2 separate regions of the Mus musculus genome follow, and region 2 is linked to region 1. Evidence: chromatin loops called from intact Hi-C (ENCODE). Cell type or tissue: heart. All regions are shown on one strand. Each heading gives the region's core, and the rest is flanking DNA. Links, peaks and the distances in the headings are about the cores only. Region 1 has its middle 64 kb from the start of Sh2d4a. Region 2 overlaps Gm15991 (a long non-coding RNA gene).

Evidence for each region. A loop is a pair of places that touch in the nucleus more often than their neighbours do. Peaks named below come from ENCODE experiments on the same cell type or tissue, not always from the same donor. Only the 100,000 strongest peaks of a DNase experiment are listed, where the experiment ranks them.
Region 2: a loop joins it to region 1, with 2.1 times the contacts of the local background. A loop is called at or near these places in 2 of 42 quality-filtered maps.

What each region holds. Positions count from the first base shown.
Region 1 is chr8:68,207,788-68,216,778 of GRCm38, reverse strand. It overlaps a transcript of Psd3 not described here. Among named protein-coding and RNA genes, the nearest start is that of Sh2d4a, 64 kb to the left of the region's middle. In heart, for the core only: no CTCF peak of the experiment used is centred there; a DNase peak (open chromatin) is centred at 4,568.
Region 2 is chr8:67,997,913-68,006,903 of GRCm38, reverse strand. It overlaps Gm15991 (a long non-coding RNA gene), which reads right to left. Exons shown (of 7, transcript XR_003947558.1): 5 at 1-645. It also overlaps a transcript of Psd3 not described here. Among named protein-coding and RNA genes, the nearest start is that of Psd3, 28 kb to the right of the region's middle. In heart, for the core only: no CTCF peak of the experiment used is centred there; no DNase peak of the experiment used is centred there.

The sequences.
Region 1 (8,991 bases), core at 514-8,513:
TTTTGAGTGTTTAGCATGAAATCTGTATGCTGATTAATTTTTTTGTCAACTTGACATAAGCCATGGTCATTTGGGAAGAGGGCACCTTAGTTGAGAAAAAGTTACCATCACATTGGCTGCAGGCAAGCCTGTGATTAGTGGTTGATGTGGGAGGGCCCAGCCCAATGTGGGTGGTGCCACCCTAGGTAGGGGGTCCTAGATGATGTACTGAGTCAGGCTGAGAAAATGATGGAAGCAAAGTACTGTCTGGATCTTCAAGCTGTGTTTCTCTATGTTATCTACTTTAGCCCCTGACTACAGATTCTTGCCTGGAGTTCTTGCCCTGGCTTCCTTACAGGTTCCTCGATGATGGACTTGTAAGATGGAATTGTAAGGTGAAATGGAAGTGTTCCTCCTCTAACCTAGTTTTATCATTTTATTACAGAAATAAAAAGAAAACTATGTAATTTTAAAAGGATTTGTTATAGGCAGTGTTCTACTGGTTTGAAGAGACACCATGACAATGGCAACTCTGACACAGAAAAGCATTTAACTGGGGCTTGATTTTCAATTTCTGAGACTTAATCCAATTAGCATGGTGGAAAGCATGGCAGCATGCAGGTAGGAGAGAGAGAGAGAGAGAGGGAGAGAGAGAGAGAGGGAGGGAGGGAGGGAGGGAGGGAGAGAGAGAGAGAGAGAGAGAGAGAGAGAGAGAGAGAGAGAGAGAGAGAGAAACAGGAGATAGTTTCTGGCCTGGGTCTTGACATATAGAGAGCACACTGACCTCAAGTTGTCTCGATACTCCTGCTTCACCAAGTGCTAGAACTGCAGATGTAAAACACTGCCCAGTCAAAAATGTATTTTTATGTATCTGTATCTGTATCTGTATCTGTATCTGTATCTGTATCTGTATCTGTATCTGTATCTGTATCTGTATCTGTATCTGTATCTGTATCTATCTGCATCTGTATCTGTATCTGTATCTGTATCTGTATCTATCTGTATCTGTATCTGTATCTGTATCTGTATCTGTATCATCTGTATCTGTATCTCTATATGTGTGTGCCTTCTCATCTGTATAAGCACTACAAACATGCAGTGATTGAGGAGACAAGGATGTTGGATTCTCTGAAACTGGAATTGTAGGCAGTGGGCCGCCATCTTGGTACTAGGAACCGAAGCGAGGCTCTCTATGAAAGCAAGCAAGTACTCTTAACTGGAAACCTGTCTCTGCAGCCTCCACTAATATAATTTTAATGGCAGAAGAAATTTCATTAAGATGCTGTTTAGTTTTCTTCTATTGCTGAGATAAAACACAAAGACCAAAAGCAATTTGGGGAAGAAACTATTTATTTTCCTTACAATTTCAGATTATAATTTGTTGCAAAGGGAAGTAAGGGTGGGAACTCAAAGCAGGAACCTAGAGGCAGGGGCTATAGCTGAATGCTGTTTGCTGGCTTGTTCTTCAGGCTCATGATTAGCCAGTGTTCTTTCACAGCCCAGGAACATCTGCCTAAATATGGTATTGCCTATAGTATGTTGGTTCCTCTGCATCAAGTAATAAGGCAATTCTCTCAAATACATGCCTACGGGCAGGTCTAATCTAGATAATTCCTCAAAGGATGCTTTCTTCTCAGAGGACTCTCAGCTCTGTTAAGCTGATGGTGCTAAGTAGACCAGATACGTTATGTTTTCTTGTCAGTCTGCTGTGATGTGTTTTCCCCATCCTCAGAGGTTACATCAGAGTCATAAGAATTATGGTTAAAACTACCTGTGAGGAAGGTATTCCAGAATGAGTTGAGAACAAACTCACATCTAGGAATGGCTCCACAACAGCTCATCAATACAAACCTGGACAACCGGAATATACAATGTTCTTATTTTATCTGAGATAAAGCTTCACAAACTTCCAAATGTTTCACTTATTATATCATTTTCTTTCAGAAGCAGCAGAGAAAGAGGAACTGCAAGCCTGAGGCTTTCTGGAATAGCTAAACCAAGATTCAGTCCCGTAATGAAAAACTAAGCATGTTCTGCACAAAGTGCAGTGGATTCTGGTCCTATTCCCTGAAATCACTATTATAGAGCTTGTCATTAAAGAAGCCAAGTGAGGCTAGTACAAGCCAACTAACTCCACTTGCCAACTGACAGTGTAACAGTAGGTCTTCTTGTGGAAGTAACTCTTCGGTCTTGGTGCTGTTGAGCTGTTGAACTTTTGGCATTATATACACTCATTGTGGCCTGTTTTGTCCCTGTTCTTCCTCTGAAAATCTGTTCCTTTTAAATCCTCTTTCTCTCTGTTCCAGGAAGAATAAAGACACAATGAGGCTGCATCAGAGTTAAAGCTAAAGGAAGTCACCAGCATTTCCCAGGGCTTTCCTTCCTCTGGTACCCAGATAGCAAGGTACTGACACCTAAAGGATTACCACCATGAGGTGGAAGATGCTCTGTCCATTAGCAGATGATGACCTGGGATTATCAGCGTTTCCCTGTGTGTCAAGTTACCCCAAGGGGTCTGCTCCATATTGCCATCCACGCTGAGGTGCCTGGAGCAGTCTTCAACTCTGGCCCTGCTCCTCTCTATTCTTTCTTCCCCATGGATACACATCTTTTTGCCGCAGAGCTCCAGTCCTTGATGCTGCCTGCTACACCAGATGTGCCATGGTCCCAACGGGATGACATCTCCAACTAGGGTGGCAGCTCTTCTACTAGCTGCCATACCGAGCTCAGGAGCTATCCTCAGGTTTATGGGAGGAAGAACTGGTGGGCCAGTGAGATGCGACAGCTGTATCAAAGACAGGAGTACTAGTTCTTCAGCATGCACACATGGGCCGTGGAGGTCTAGCTGTATAGCATGTGCTCCTGCACTCAGGTTCCTGCCAGTCCCTCTGGAGCTCTGGCTTGGGTAGGTCTTCAGGAGTGCTTCAGGCCTGCTACTGCCAAAATGACCCCTTACCAAGCAGCCAACACCTCTCATGGTCACCACTACTCCCATTGTAGCAGCATAATGGAGCCACCAGACAGAGTCGAGGCTAAGCAGGAAGGAACAAACAGATGAAGTGTGTATTCTCTTGTTCTGTATGTTCAACACCACTCTATCATCACACACCCCCTTGCTTCCTTCCCATCTCCACGGATGCCAGTGTCTGAACCGAGTCACCCTGGGCTATGCAGTTGTCTTTGTACTTCTCTCACTGAACTTGAAAGTCCTCTCCCACAACTGTTCCCATTCTGGTCCTCAGATTCATCTACCATGCCTGGCTTGGTCTTTTCCCGTTACAGTTAGCTAGAATCTGGGATACTTCAAAAACATCCAGGAATAAAACTCACCAAGATAACACACACAAGAGAAAACAAAAGCTATTCCTTCTGGGCTTGGTACAGTGAGAGTCAGAATCCATCACTTGCCTCAGAGACACACAGGAAGGCAGGATGAGGAAGTTTTCAGTTGTGGGGAGTATTAAGATCCAAAGGACAGCATCTCATCGGGGCTGTTTTGTTTTCTCATTTTTGATCCCAAGTAGGAAGTATGCAGAGGACAAGCATGAGAGAAACCCACCACAAATGGGCAAAATTCGACCCTTTCTCTGGACACATTGATGGTTTTATATTTTATGAATGGACTAGATAGATTTCATCCCTTTGAATATCATCTCTCCCCAATCCTCCATCCCATCTGTATCCCTATGCTGTATCACCTTTCCAAAAGAAAACTATTGGTGGCTCTAACCTTCCAGATTGAAGGGGTTTTTGAGAGAATTATTTCAAGGATCTGGAATCTGCTACAGGTAACCTGAGCTCAATCCTTGGAAGTAGCCTGAGCTCTTTGGTTTTCGCATGGTGAGTCCAGAGCCCCACTCTCAGCCTCCTTAGCCTGAGTTCCTCCACAGTGCAGACAGCCAGTGTCTATAGAAAACTACGTATTGGGGGTGGGTGGGAGGCATCTCAGTTAGTAGAGCATTGTCTAGAATATACAAAGCCCTAGGTTTGATCCTCAACATCAGATAAACTAGATGTGATAGTGCTCGTCTGTAATCCCAGCACTCCAGAGGTGGAAACAAAAGACTCAAAAGTTCAAGAGATTCTTCTGCTATGTTAGGGATTCTAGAACAATCTGAGATTCCTGGAATCCTGTTGAAAGAAAGAGGCAGAGAAGAAAGGGAGAGAAAGATGGAAGAAAGTAAGGAAGGAATAGAGGAAGAATTCTGTATACCATCTACATAGCCATCATTTGTTCTCAGGAGTGATTTAAAAACTTAGTTTTCACCACATGCAAGTCTCTATATTACACACCAGGCAACATAGGTTGAGGTGGACATTCTGTAACCACAAATTTTGTGCTAGTTTAATTTCTGTACTCATGCAGGCTTCCAGATTCACTTTTGTTGTAGGTGTTTCCTTTTTGTGGTTCTGTTGCACCATGATGTGGGAAGTAAGTGATGTTCTCATACCCCAGGCTTCTATGCATCCTTTGCAAATCTGCCAATGAGGAATAAGCACTCTATGCTCATCCACTGTCTCCCCCAGTCTGGTGAACAGTAAGTAAAGGAACATGGGTGATTCATTGAGTGCTATTCAGTTTGCTCTGTCAGCTGTTTATTAATCTGTTGCTTCCTGCTGAGATGCAGGGTGTGCTTTTTAAAGAAACCTTACACAGCACAAGTTTTATTTTGGGACCGGACACAGTAATATACAAAGAGGATCTCTGAGAGTTTCAGAGTCCTACAAGAGGTTTCCTTGAATCTAAAAAACCTTTGTGATCACTTGCTGTGTGCCAAGCACTGCTCAGTGAAGTGGTAGTGTATGGATGAATGAACTAGTTTCAACTTCAAGAAGTAACCATCTACTCAAGGGAAATGAAGGCCCTAATGTGCCGTAAGTATAATCTTGACATTTAAGGTCTATTGGGAGACAAGAGAACGGGAAAATTATGGGGAAATGGAAGAGTGAGTATTGTAGAAGATTCTAGAAGGAAAATTGAGAAAGACTTTCAACTAGTGGGTATTATAACAAAACGATCTCGTTTTGGTAACAGTGGGAAGGACAGAGTAAGCACAGGAGAACTGGAGGGTAGGACAAGACCTTTATGGTTATCCTAAGAGTCTCTGTAAGTGGTTTAGGCAAGAGGCACTGAAGGCCTACTTGGAAGCACAAGAGAAGAGGTGGGTGGGAGAGTTGAGGGACTTCTAGTTTTTATTAAAAGACATAATTAGGACATGAAGAAACTGAGTCAGGGTTCTGGCTTAGAAGTCTTGGTGGATGGTGTTGTCTTCAAAGAGAATGGAAGAAGAGAAAAAATCCGTTAGGTTATGTCTGTGGAGACAATAGACTCATGTTGGGGATTATTGGTATTTAGGAGCCACCTGAACTGTGAGTACATTATTTGGGGCCACTGGATCATATAGGAATATCATTCAGTCACTGGACATTGTTATTTACAGTTTGAGAAAGATGTATGATCTGAAAATATATAGTTGAGTGACATCTGCAAACTTGGGGATTTTTTTCTCCATGGAGCTTCATAAATTATTGCTTCAAAGATATATACACTTTTCATTTTGAAAGTGTTATATAATGTTGGTACAATCCAGATCACAGCACTTTAATGGTGTCAGCTTCTATGTTGGGTGCTGGAGATGTTAGAGGAAAGAGCAGTACAAACTGAACATGATCCATCAATTGACCTTTAACTGTTAATGCCTACACTAAAGCATCACTTGTCTTTCACTGGGAGAGTTTTAAAAATACCCTAGCCATCTTTGGAAAAGTGATCATTTCAGCTAATCTGAGGAATACTATGCAATGAATCTTTTCCCCAAGAAGTGCTTATACTAATCCCAAGAAAATAAGCAAAACTATAAGACATGGCTTTTACCCTACTAGATGAAAATTTACAGAATATCTTTTAGTGAGAGTATCGTTTGGAATAGAGAATGTAGACACAGCCTTAACCTAAACCTAGCCATAATGCCAACACTAACTCTGACATTAATCCTACCTTTAAACCTAATATTAAAACTCAGCTTCATCTTAAATTAAACTGTGGCCCCAACACTGACAAACCTAACCATAGCCCTAGTTTTTAACCTAAATGCAGCATGAACTCTAAGTCTAACCTTAGCCTCTTTGTCGTTCACTAATTCTATACCTGACATTTTAGGTATTAACCTAATAGATGCAAAGGTTCATTGGGTCATAAGTAACTAGATAAAACCAAAAATTGACTCATAGATTAAATAAGTAATCTAAAAGAAGGTATGACCATACAGTCTTTAACAACACAGCATTGACTTTTCTGATGGAGACCACTAAGGAAATGGTTTCATTCCTAAGTGTCTAAATTCCCCCTCTGGCTTCAGTAGATGTAACAGAGGGGGAATTGCTATAATAATTTATGGAATATTCCCAAGAGGCAAGATTTAAATGGAGAATCTACTTTCATATATAGCTTTCATAGCTTACACAGAGTGCAAGCTAATCTTAATTTTAGACTTCCAAAAACTCCCCAAAGTGCAAGATTTTTCTATTACTAGAACCTCCCAGAAGGCTAGGTTCACAGGATATTTTTTTTAGATTTAAATCCCAATGTGACTCTACCTAGATCTTGCCGGCTATAATTTATATAGCTTAAACTGGTGGTCATTAGGGTAATGTGTGGCATTGAGCTCTGGGGTTTATAGGCATACTATAAGGAAATATACTATAGTGCACTTAGAATCTCGTAGCTGAGCAAGAAAAATTAACACACATAATACAAGAGCAAATATGATGAGACAGACAAAAATCAAATTCATAATTTGAAGATCATGAAAACAGAAATGATCCTAACTGCTACAATATATGGTATAAAACTAGATATTGAAATGACTCAAAGGTACAGATACTAATGGATACAGTAGACAACATTTTCTTTCATCTGTATATCATTAAACTTGCCAAAATGTTGTAACACATATTCAGTTCTTCCTAGGTTCTTACAAGGGTACACAGGGCATTATTATTTGCATATGCAGAAATAGGCTTGATGGAATTTCTTACTTTCCCCCCTAATCACCCAGCAAGAATGGCCAAGAGAATTGAACTCAAGTTGCACAACTTTGAATGTAACAGAAACTCACTCTGTTTCACAGAGTAGATAAGGTATGAACTGTGCTCTAAAGGATTAAGTAAAGCTTAAAACATAAAGCAAGAAAAACCATGTTGGAATGAGATGGAAATAAAAGGAAGACAGGAATCTGGGGATGGGATTGCAGACAAATAGACAGCATAGATGCAAAGAAAAAAATAGCAGGAGATGTGGCACTTTGTGTGGTGATATTTCATGTAAGGTTTCATAGAAGAGTCGTAGAGTTTTGAAACAGAGAGCAAACTAACAAAAGATGGATCTGAGAATGGAGGGCAGAGAAGACTACAAAGCAGGTCCTCGAGGTCAGCTGGGTGATTTTCATGTGTGACACCAAGGAAGAATCTGGAGAGTGGTAGAAGGAAATTGGAGTAAATGGCCTTACAGAACAACAGTTAAAAGGGCAGGACAGTGTGTGAGTACAGGGGCTGAAGGAAGTGGAGAAATGAACCAAGTTCACGTGCTTTATAACTAGCAGGTAAACGATGTGTTCTTTCTGGGTCTCTCAGGAAGACAGATGTGATAGAGGCAAGAGAATCCTAATGCAGAGGGCGTAGAAACCTGGTTCACACCTAAGACTGCTACATGAACCCATCACAGCTAATGAAGAAAAGCAGTTTTAGAATGGCATGAAAGATGATGCTTTCAACAACATTATTTACAATTTCAAAAAAAAAATTGGAAAATATCTAAACGCTGTGCAATGGGGGAAGGGTTAAATCAGGAGTATTGTGATGCAATTAAGACTGTATTAGACGATCTCTTTAGCTCCTTGGGTACTTTCTCTAGCTCCTCCATTGGGGGCCCTGTGATCCATCCAATAGCTGACTGTGAGCATCTACTTATGTGTTTGCTAGGCCCTGGCCTAGTCTCACAGGAGACAGCTATATCAGGGTCCTTGCAGCAAAATCTTGCTAGTGTATGCAATGGTGTCATCGTTTGGAGGCTAATTATGGGATGGATCTCTGGATATGGCAGTCTCTAGATGGTCCATCCTTTTGTCTCAGCTCCAAACTTTGTCTCCGTAACTCCTTCCATGGGTGATTGTTTCCAATTCTAAGAAGGAGCAAAGTGTCCACACTTTGGTCTTCGTTCTTCTTCAGTTTCATGTGTTTTGCAAATTGTATCTTATATCTCAGGTATACTAAGTTTCTGGGCTAATATCCACTTATCAGTGAGTACATATCATTTGAGTTCTTTTGTTACCAACAACATTATAAACTAACCAGTACCCAGGAGCTCTTGACTCTAGCTGCATATGTATCAAAAGATGGCCTAGTCGGCCATCACTGGAAAGAGAGGCCCATTGGACACACAAACGTTATATGCTCCAGTACAGGGGAATGCCAGGGCCAAAAAAATGGGAATGGGTGGGTAGGGAAATGGGGGTGAGGGTATGGGGGACTTTTAGGATAGCCTTCTAAATGTAATTGAGGAAAATGCATAATAATAAAAAATATTTTTAAAAAAGACTGTATTAGATGACTATGAGGGTGTAAATGATAATAGTATAATGGTGGGTGGCAAGAAGAAAACAGATACGAAACTATCTACATATCATGGAAGGGGTGGGCATAAATCCCACCCACCACCAGCAGAGGCACTGGTAGCTAGAGGAAGGGGAGAATTGGTTCCTCTTAATGTTGTGGCCTCTGGGAAGTCTACTATGCTCAGTGGTAAGCTGCACATGCAAGAGTTTGTGGACAGTACAAACTGAGCTCCGTGTATTGTTTTGTTTTTTTAAATGACATGAAGTTGGGAGGGCAGGAAGTACAATGGATGTTGAAGGAGCTTAAAAGAGGTGAATATGATCAAAATACAATGTATAAAGTTCTTAAAGAACTAATAAATGTAAATATGCACAATAAACGTGTGGATAAAGCAAAAGG
Region 2 (8,991 bases), core at 561-8,560, 210 kb after region 1:
GGGCTGCCCTGGGGGTTTTCTGGCAAACTCTAGTAACATTGTCTTTGAGCTTCTATTTGAGTCCATTCTTAGGTTCTTCTGGTAATGATTTTAAGAACCCCGAGAGGGAACCTTGACTTACCATTTGTCTACTCTAGACAACGTCTCTTTTGCCTTTGCTTACTCCAGGTTTCCCTGATGTATTTGCTAGGCTCTTAACATACCACAGACTGAGTGGCTTATGCAGTAGAACTAAACTGTCTCCTGTGTTTAAAAATCAGCAGTCCATGACTATTGAGTTGATACTGCTGAGGTCCCTTCCCATGGCTTCAGATGGCACCTTCTCCCTTTGTCTTCACGTGGTCTTTGTTTTGGCTATCTCTCTGTGTCTCTCATATTGTTTTCTTAGAAAGTCACCAGCTACCTTAGTTTAAGACCTAATCTGCTGATCTCATTGTAATGACCTCCAAATACAGTTGTGGTTGAAGTCAGGGCTTCAACATGGGTTGTTCAGAATACAGTTCATCCAAGAACACCTAACCAAGTGTCTGCAGCATCAGCTCCAATCTTCAGCTCTCTGACGGCAATTGTTGGTAAGTGCACACAGTACCCTGTTGCACACAGTACCCTGTTGCACACAGTACCCTGTTGCAGTGGACTCAGCTTCTGCAGATAAAGGGAACAGAAGGGATTAAACAGGATTGAACGTGGACGTGAATGTTGGAATTAAGTGTTGGCTTAAAGGGAGTTGTGAAATATTATTTTTATTATTTTCAATTTAGCTTTTAATCTCTTCTGGCCCAAAGAGCTCTGGAATACTCAACTGACTCTCAAATCATATTGAAGTTGAGATAATTAGAACAATACAGTGCATGGTGCTGCTTTAGGCCCATTCTCCTTCCCCTCCACCACTCCTGTGGCCCCAGTCGTTTTCTGCCCACTTCACTGAAAGTGACTTTTACTTATGAAGTTTTCTACTTTGTTTTCTTTCCCCTCCCCTATTTTGTAGCCAGACAGAAATTTTATATGATGTTTTTATTGTGCCTTCATTTCAACTATGTTCTGTGACATGAGGTAGAATTTGTGTGTCTTCTTAGTTCCTAAAAGTTTCAGATTTCAAATTAGAGATGTACATTGTAATACTGGCTTACCTACTTCTTAGCCCTCCTGAGTGCCAAGATCAGGGTTGTGTCAACAAGTCCGCTATCCAGATTCTTTAGCGCTTTTATATAGCAGGGGATCGGAAGTCCAGACATTTATGTTAATTGAAGAGTAGCAAAACTGGATTTTAGTCCTGATCACCCAAATCAAGTTATAAGTCCTTTACTGCCTTTTAAATTACATTTTCGGGGTCAGGCTTTGAACCTAGGCCCTCATGTATGCGAAACATGCACGCTAACTGCTGAGCTTATCCTAGCCCCTATTCTGTATGCTTATCGAAGAGATTTGTGCTCCTAAGTGATTGTGATAAATCAAAAGGAGTAAGTTTTATTCAAGGAGTAATACAGATTGAAAAGCGTGTTACTGAATCATGCATGTCTTTAATCAAGCTGATTATCTCAAATACAGTCGTTCAGAGGTCTACAATTATTGTAGAGCTAGGTGAAGATTTCAAAGCATTAGCATGGGGAGAGCAGAATCAGCAGAGCTCACAGTCTCAGGATAATGGAAGGCAGGAGAGTGCGTTTTATTTCACTTAGCAAAGCGGATGGATATTAATGCCTTGACTTCAGCCTGGATGAAGGTGTCCCCATAACTGCCAAAATATGGAGTGCTTTGTTAAATTGAGACACTTTCATCGCTGTTATTTCTAGATAGAGCAGCCCATAAAATTTTTTTTTTTCTTGTGTGAGAGTCTGAGTATGCTTTGAGTATGCTGCTTCACTCTCAGCTTCAGAGCCTGCGAGTCTAGGCACTCAAACTGTGGTCCGCTCAATATCAGATCAGACCTGCAAACACAACAGGACGACTGCCAGTTGATTCTTACATACAATAACATATGAAGAGCAGACCTATCAGGAGCTGTGCTGCCGGCCGTGTGATGCCGGACCACCAGCGTCACCTGGAATATTGGGAGGAAGTGCACATTTTCAGGCCCTGCACTAACTGAATTTGAAGCTCTTGTGTGCATTACAAGAAACATTTGTTTTAATAAGTGCTATGGACTATTTTAATTTGTGCTGAATGTTGAGAACTCCCTTGTATCAGTGTATTTTAAACAGTTTTGATCATGATATATGGAGAAGTATACTTTAAATTATGACTGTGTATACTCACTGGGCTGGGTAGTTTGTATTACCAACTTAAAACAACCAAGAGTCACTTGGGAAGAAAGGGGAAGCTCAATTGAGGACCTTTTTGGTTGGGGCTGGAGAGATGGCTTAAAGGTTAAGAGCAGTGGGTGTTCTTCCAGAGAACTTAGCTTCAGCTCCCAGCACCCACACAGTGGATCACAACCATATGTAACTCCAGCTCTAGGGGATAATGCCCCCTCTGGCCTCTGAGGGGCACGGGGCATGCAAATGGGGCACACACACACACACACACACACACACACACGTATGCAGGCAAATACCTGTATGTGATATTGATGATGGTAATCATAAGGATAATAATAAAATTGCCTAATTTGATAGACCTTTGACTACACCTGTGAGAGGTTATCTTGGCTGATGATTGATGTGAAGGGCCCCGCTCATTCTGAGCTGTATCACCTCTAGTGGGTAGACCTGGGGAGTATGAAAGCTAGCTGAGTTATAGCAAGTCAATAAGCCCAGGAAGCTGTGTTTCTACGTGGTTTTCCCTTGGCTCCTCCCATGAATTCTCTCTTTTTTTTTTTTTTTTTGAGACAGGGTTTCTCTGTATAGCTCTGGCTGTCCTGGAACTTACTTTGTAGACCAGGCTGGCCTCGAACTGAACTCAGAAATCCTCCTATCTCTGCCTCCTGAGTGCTGGGATTAAAGGTGTGCGACTATGGTCATGGTCTAGAAGTTTGAGCTGAAAAAAACTCTTTTCCTCCCCCAAGTTGCTTTTGATTAAAGTATTTTATCTCAGAAAAAGAAAGGTAACCTGGACACTTACGTACAACCATACATTTTCCCAATACCCTCCTGGAGATACACAGACATAGACTCATGACTTAGAAGTTTGAGAAAAAAATCTTTAAATGTCCTTTTAGTTGTCCTTGTTTTTTTTTTTTTTTTGATTTAAAAAAGTTTTAGTTTAAGTGTATGATACCTTCATGTATGTATATACATCATGTGTGCCCTGTGACCTTGGAGGTCAGAACAGTGTGTTGAATCCCCTGGAACTTAAGGAAGATTGTAAGCTATCATGTGGATTCTGAGCGCCAAACCTGTGTCCTCTGTAAGAGGAACAGGTCTATGTTTGATTGCATCTGTGGATTTACAATCTGCAGATAGGGAGGGCTAACTATGTATTTAAAATACATTAATATTTAAAATAAACTGCCAAATTTTATCTTAAGTGAGAATCAGAATGTAAGTATTTTTCCTGAGTATGGACTTCCAGAAATCTTCTGATAGGCTCCCCCTAGACCAAAAGCCAAAGATTAGTGCTCAAATGAAACTTTTCTTTAGAATAGTCTTCAAGCTCTAATTGTGAGTCTAAGCCAAAAAGATTATCTTTCTTGACCTGCTGAAAGTGCATCATGCATTGCATCCTGGATATTTGCTGGTTGTGTACTGGTGAGCTTCTTCTTTACAGTATACGTCTGTGGCATGCTAAGTGGCTTTGGAGGTTACCTGGCAGTTGCAAGTTCAAGCTGAAGGTAATAATCCTTCTCTAATCTCTTCCCATCTCACTCCATATTCCCAGACATGCAAGCCTGACTCCTGGATGCCAGCTCAAGAGCTATGTGCTCTGGATTTAGACTGCATAGAATCAAATCCAGAACGTGTAATTTATTATCTGTACTACCTTGGACACCTTGTTTATCGAATCATTTTGTCATCCATGAGACAGGGATGAGAGCTGTACTCAGTTTATGTGATTGCTCTGAGCATTAAATGATGCATTCCATACATAGCACTAGAGGAGCAGTGCTTGCCACAGAGTAAGTGGTTAATAAATCTTATCCATTATAATTATCCTTGATTTAATCTTCTTTTTACTTTCTTAAATCTGACTGACCAGAGCATTCCACAGACCATCTCTATGCAAAGATCTAAATTAACCCACTTTAGTCTACTTGCCATGAGCTCTATTCTCTCATAGACTATTAAGCTCCTTTGTATGATAGGCCTATAGCTTTTAAAAATGTAAGTGAACAATATTTGAAATGTAAATAAATAAAAATATTTGCCAAAATGTTTTGATGGCTTTCTTTCAAGTTCTGATTAAAATGAGGCCTCACTCCCCAGGTACCCCATGCTGGTTTGCTATTGCTTCTGAGAGCCCTGTTGCTCTCTGTCTGCTCTGAAATGGGCCCCTTACATGTTCTTCTGAGCTGCTTGGCCTGCTCTCAGTGTAGGTATGGGTCATTGTCCCTCTGCATAGTACATGTTTCTGACCTTCCAAGCATCTCGTGTTTCTCGTTTCTGCAGCGATCACTTCCTCAGAAAACCCTACATAAGCATCTTCCCCAAATTAGGTCACCTTCTTTGGGAATTCCTGGGAGAGTTCCTTTTATTAGCCAGAGCTCTCTACATACACAGATTATCATTATTTTCTCTCTGTTGGGGAAAAGGTTAATTAATCTGTACTTGTTAAACACACTACACTAAGAAGAATTTCCAGAGATGAATTTTATACATTATAAAAAATAAATGATTGCAGAAGTATTTTAAGGAATGCTGTCTCAAACTTCTGCAAGTTAACCTTTTGATAGTGGCATAGAAGAGCCAGGGGAGAGCACCAGGGATGACACCACATGCTGTACTTGGCTGTTGTAGGGTGCTGGAGTTGTAATTGGTCCTTCTGTCACCGACAGACATTTCTGCTTCACAGGCAGGAAGTCTGAGGTACCCTTGTTTCGAGTGGTTACTTGATTGTTCACAGAACCCTTGATGTCAGCGTTGCCCAGAGAAGAGTCCTACATGAGAGTAGATGTTTTGTAGTCAAGACAGAACCCAGTGTAGATAATATCATATCTTGGATGTGTTCATTCACAGTAGAGGCAAGGGGATGACTGCACGGTGGGCATAGATCAAATTTCATCTATTACTTAATTCTAGGCCAGAAATGGGAACCACTCAAATTTCAATACTTGTCTAAAAGCAGTCAGGAAGGAAGTCTTAGGAATTATGATGTGAACCAATTTTACCCCTGTAGTTTTTCTTTAAATAGCAGCCTTTTAAGAATCTGGGCAGATGCTCAAATTTAAGACAGATTGTATCAATGGAATTACTTACAGTTCGGTATACTCCTTGACTAGCTGAGTGGTATTTCTGATGTACAGATATGGTAAGTTTTGGAGAAAGGCTACTTTCTCTTTGGTGTGGCTCAACCAAACACATAGAAAGAATTACTTGAAGTTAATCATGCAGAAAATAAAATAAGGTTTTTAATAGCTAAAAGCTAGCATAAACTTACTGTGTGTGTATGCATGCATGTGAGAGCCTGTTCATGTGGGTGCATATATGTGAGTGTGTGTGTGCAAGCCAGAGGTTACCCCTTGGTATCATTCCTGAGGAGCCAGTCACTTTGTTTGAAACAGAGTCTCATTGGTCTGGAGTTCACTGAGTAGGCATGGCCAGCCGGCCTTCCCAGGGCTGGAGTTACAGACTGATAGCTCTCATGTTTGTTTGTTGATTTCAACATATGTTCCAGATATTGGACTCAGGTCATTGTGCTTACATGGCAAGCACGTTACTGAGTCATGGCAGGCTTTGTGTGTGGTGTTCCCCCACCCCCATAGACATGACATGTATACTATTTTCTGGCTGGATCTCATTGATGAAATCGTGTGTCCTGATTATATTCTGATTTTTTGTTTGATTAATTTTGAGTGATTATATAGTAGTGTATCAAGCATATTTACCGCGGTGGTGTAATCATTCCCTTCTTGGGTAATTTGTTTTGTCATTACTTGTTATGCTGTATTTGTGATAATGTCTTCGTTTGGTTCTCATTTTGCAGGCAGAGCCGTTTGTTTGGGTTAACAGTGCATCAGCACATTCTCAGAGTGTTGCCAAGGCAAAGTACGAATTTCTGTTTGGCAAGTCAGAAGAGAAAACTCCGGATTCTAGTAAGTGTCTTAAACATTGTCTTCTAGGTAAAAGATGTGTGGTCCTACTTATTTCTGCATCCTGTACTTACCTACATCACTTCCTGCTTACCCCTGTGAAGCCTGTGTGCTCCAACTGTTCTCTAGAGCTGTCTTCCCAAAACTAGAGTTGGATATAGTTCCTACAGCTTGCTCTAGGTAATTTCAAGTCTGTTTTTTGAAGAATTTTCAGCTTCCCATACTTCAAGTTTCAAGAATTAACTACTTGTTGTTAAGATTTTATTTTCCACATTTACCATCATTCTGTATAACTATACTTTATTTTTGGCTACCATCATATGTTATGGAGAGTCAATTCCACAAATTTTTTTAGACAATGTAATCTTAAGAGAGCTCTCACTTGAAAATTACTGTCACATTCTATAATTAGAAGCAACAGTCTTCCAAACAGCTTAGAACAAATAGAACTAATATTAGTACCTGTATCAGTAATCCTACCGACTGACTTCCTTAGCATTCCAATACTATACTATGCACTTTGAATATTGTATCTTATTTGATCCTCAGGGAAATCCCATAAATTGCCTCTGTTATCCCCATTCTCAAGGGGTGGCATCTGAAATAATTTCCTTTCAGTTACAATTTCCTGACCCCAAAGCTTGGCCTTTCAGTGCATGGGAGCAGCACATTTCTGAATACACTTTCCTTAGAGAGAGTGTGAGATACACAGTCTTAAGAGTTTCAGAGCACTTATCCGAGTCTACAGAAAAGTGGTGGTGGAGGTGTCTTTTGGGAGACAGGAAGAGGTGAGAACTTGTGCTTTGGAGTTAGACTTTCTGAGTTTGAGTCCAGGGTTTGTAACTCACAACCTTGTGGCACTGTGTACATTATCCAATTTCCACTTTCTTGTCGTAGAAAGTGATTTCAGTGGCATGTCTCAATTATTTTGTGATATGCAAACACCTCAGAATCATGCAAGTGCTTCTGATTCTGTTTGTTGCATTAATAAGGATGATAGCGGGTCCTCATGTCTGTGCCTCTGACCTCCAACTGTACAGTGGAATGATAATCGTCACTCCTTCTACCTGTATTGTTACTTAGCCCTTGTTTTACTGGATAAGGGGTTTGACCTAATGTGGTTGGCATTTGGTTGAAAACAGAACAAGCAATTCTCTGTTTCAGATTGGCGTGTTAGTTGGGTTTGTGTAACAGCATTTAAAGATTTCCAAGAAGTTAGTGCATGTGTATGTACTTAACTCCTGTAGTCTTTTTATGGTTTTCTACATTTATAATCACCTTAACACAGTTTGGAAGTCTTCCATTGCTCTGAATTTTAGATGCCATCTTGTGGGTTTCTGCTTTTTTTTTTTACTCTGATGAAGCACAATTTTTACTTAATTATGTGTCTTAGTTAGGGTTTTACTGCTGTGAACAGACACCATGACCAAGGCAGCTCTCATAAGGACAACATTTAATTGGGGCTGGCTTACAGGTTCAGAGATTCAGTTCATTATCATCAAGGCGGGAGCATGGCAGTGTCCAGGCAGGCATGACGCAGGAGGAGCTGAGAGTTCTATATTTCCATCTGAAGGCTGCTAGTGGAAGGCTGACTTCCAGGCAGCTAGGATGAGGGGTCTTATAGCCCACACCCACAGTGACACACCTACTCCAACAGGGCCACACCTTCTAATAGTGCCACTCCCTGGGCTGAGCATATATAAACCATCACATTATGTAAACAGTGTATAATACTCTCTGTCAATAGCGAATAGAGCTATTGGCAAGAATGTGCATCTGCTGGGCTTCTTACCCACAGCTGTGTGAAATATTTAAAAAGCAGTTAAGTGAGACACCCTTTGTACCACCTGGTCATTCTATTCCTCGATATTTACTAAAGAGAAATTCAGGTTTATACCCACTTTTTCAGGAAGTTTGTGACCTGCCCTTTTGTTTTGCTGTTTGGGAAACCAAGCACACTTAGAGTTCATGCTTTTTAAAAGTAACAACAGAAGACTGAAATGAATGATAGGTAATGGTAGATGACTGTGTGGTACTTTCCAAAACTTGTCATTTCTGCCTTAACAGTAATTGTCTTTGATTCAGTATATAGTATATGCTGCAGTCTCTTCCTTAGTCCTTTGAGATTTGTCCTTGAAAACTACAAAACAAAGCACTTGAAAAGGGAGAATCATACATAAGTCACTGGGCCAGAGGCATGCTTTGAGTTTTTTCTTTCTTCTTTTTCAGATCATTATTGTTAAGTCATGTGAGAACGTGAATGAAACTTTAAACTGTAGAGCCAAAGGATAAAGTGGAAAGGGCAAGAGAAATGTGTAATTTTACAATCTTAAGACTGTACTAGCTCAAGTCTAATGTTTTATAATTCTTTTGAATCATATAGTTTAAAGTGTAGTGCTATAAATATAAATACATATAGAAGTAATAGAATTTTAGAAATATTTTAGAAAAATTATATTGATAAATTGAAGATCTGTTTTCTACTAAGTCTTGTTAAAGGATTAAATGATATTTTTAATGTTCTTGGTCCATCACCTTATTTCTCTTGATGTCAACATTTAACATTTATGGTAATTGTACCCAAATTGGTAATTCTCCTAGGGCTATAGAGTTGAGTTCATGGTATGGAGTATCTAAACTTAAAGAAGTATATAGTGGTTCCTGTTAATGTGATGTCCTCTAAAGAATGGACTGTATTCGGATTATTCCTTCAGCATGGTACATTGGGGGCTGAGACAGAACATGAGAAACAACAGACCTTGAGTAGACAGAAGAGAATGAGAGGAAGTTCCCCGTGTTGGACAGAG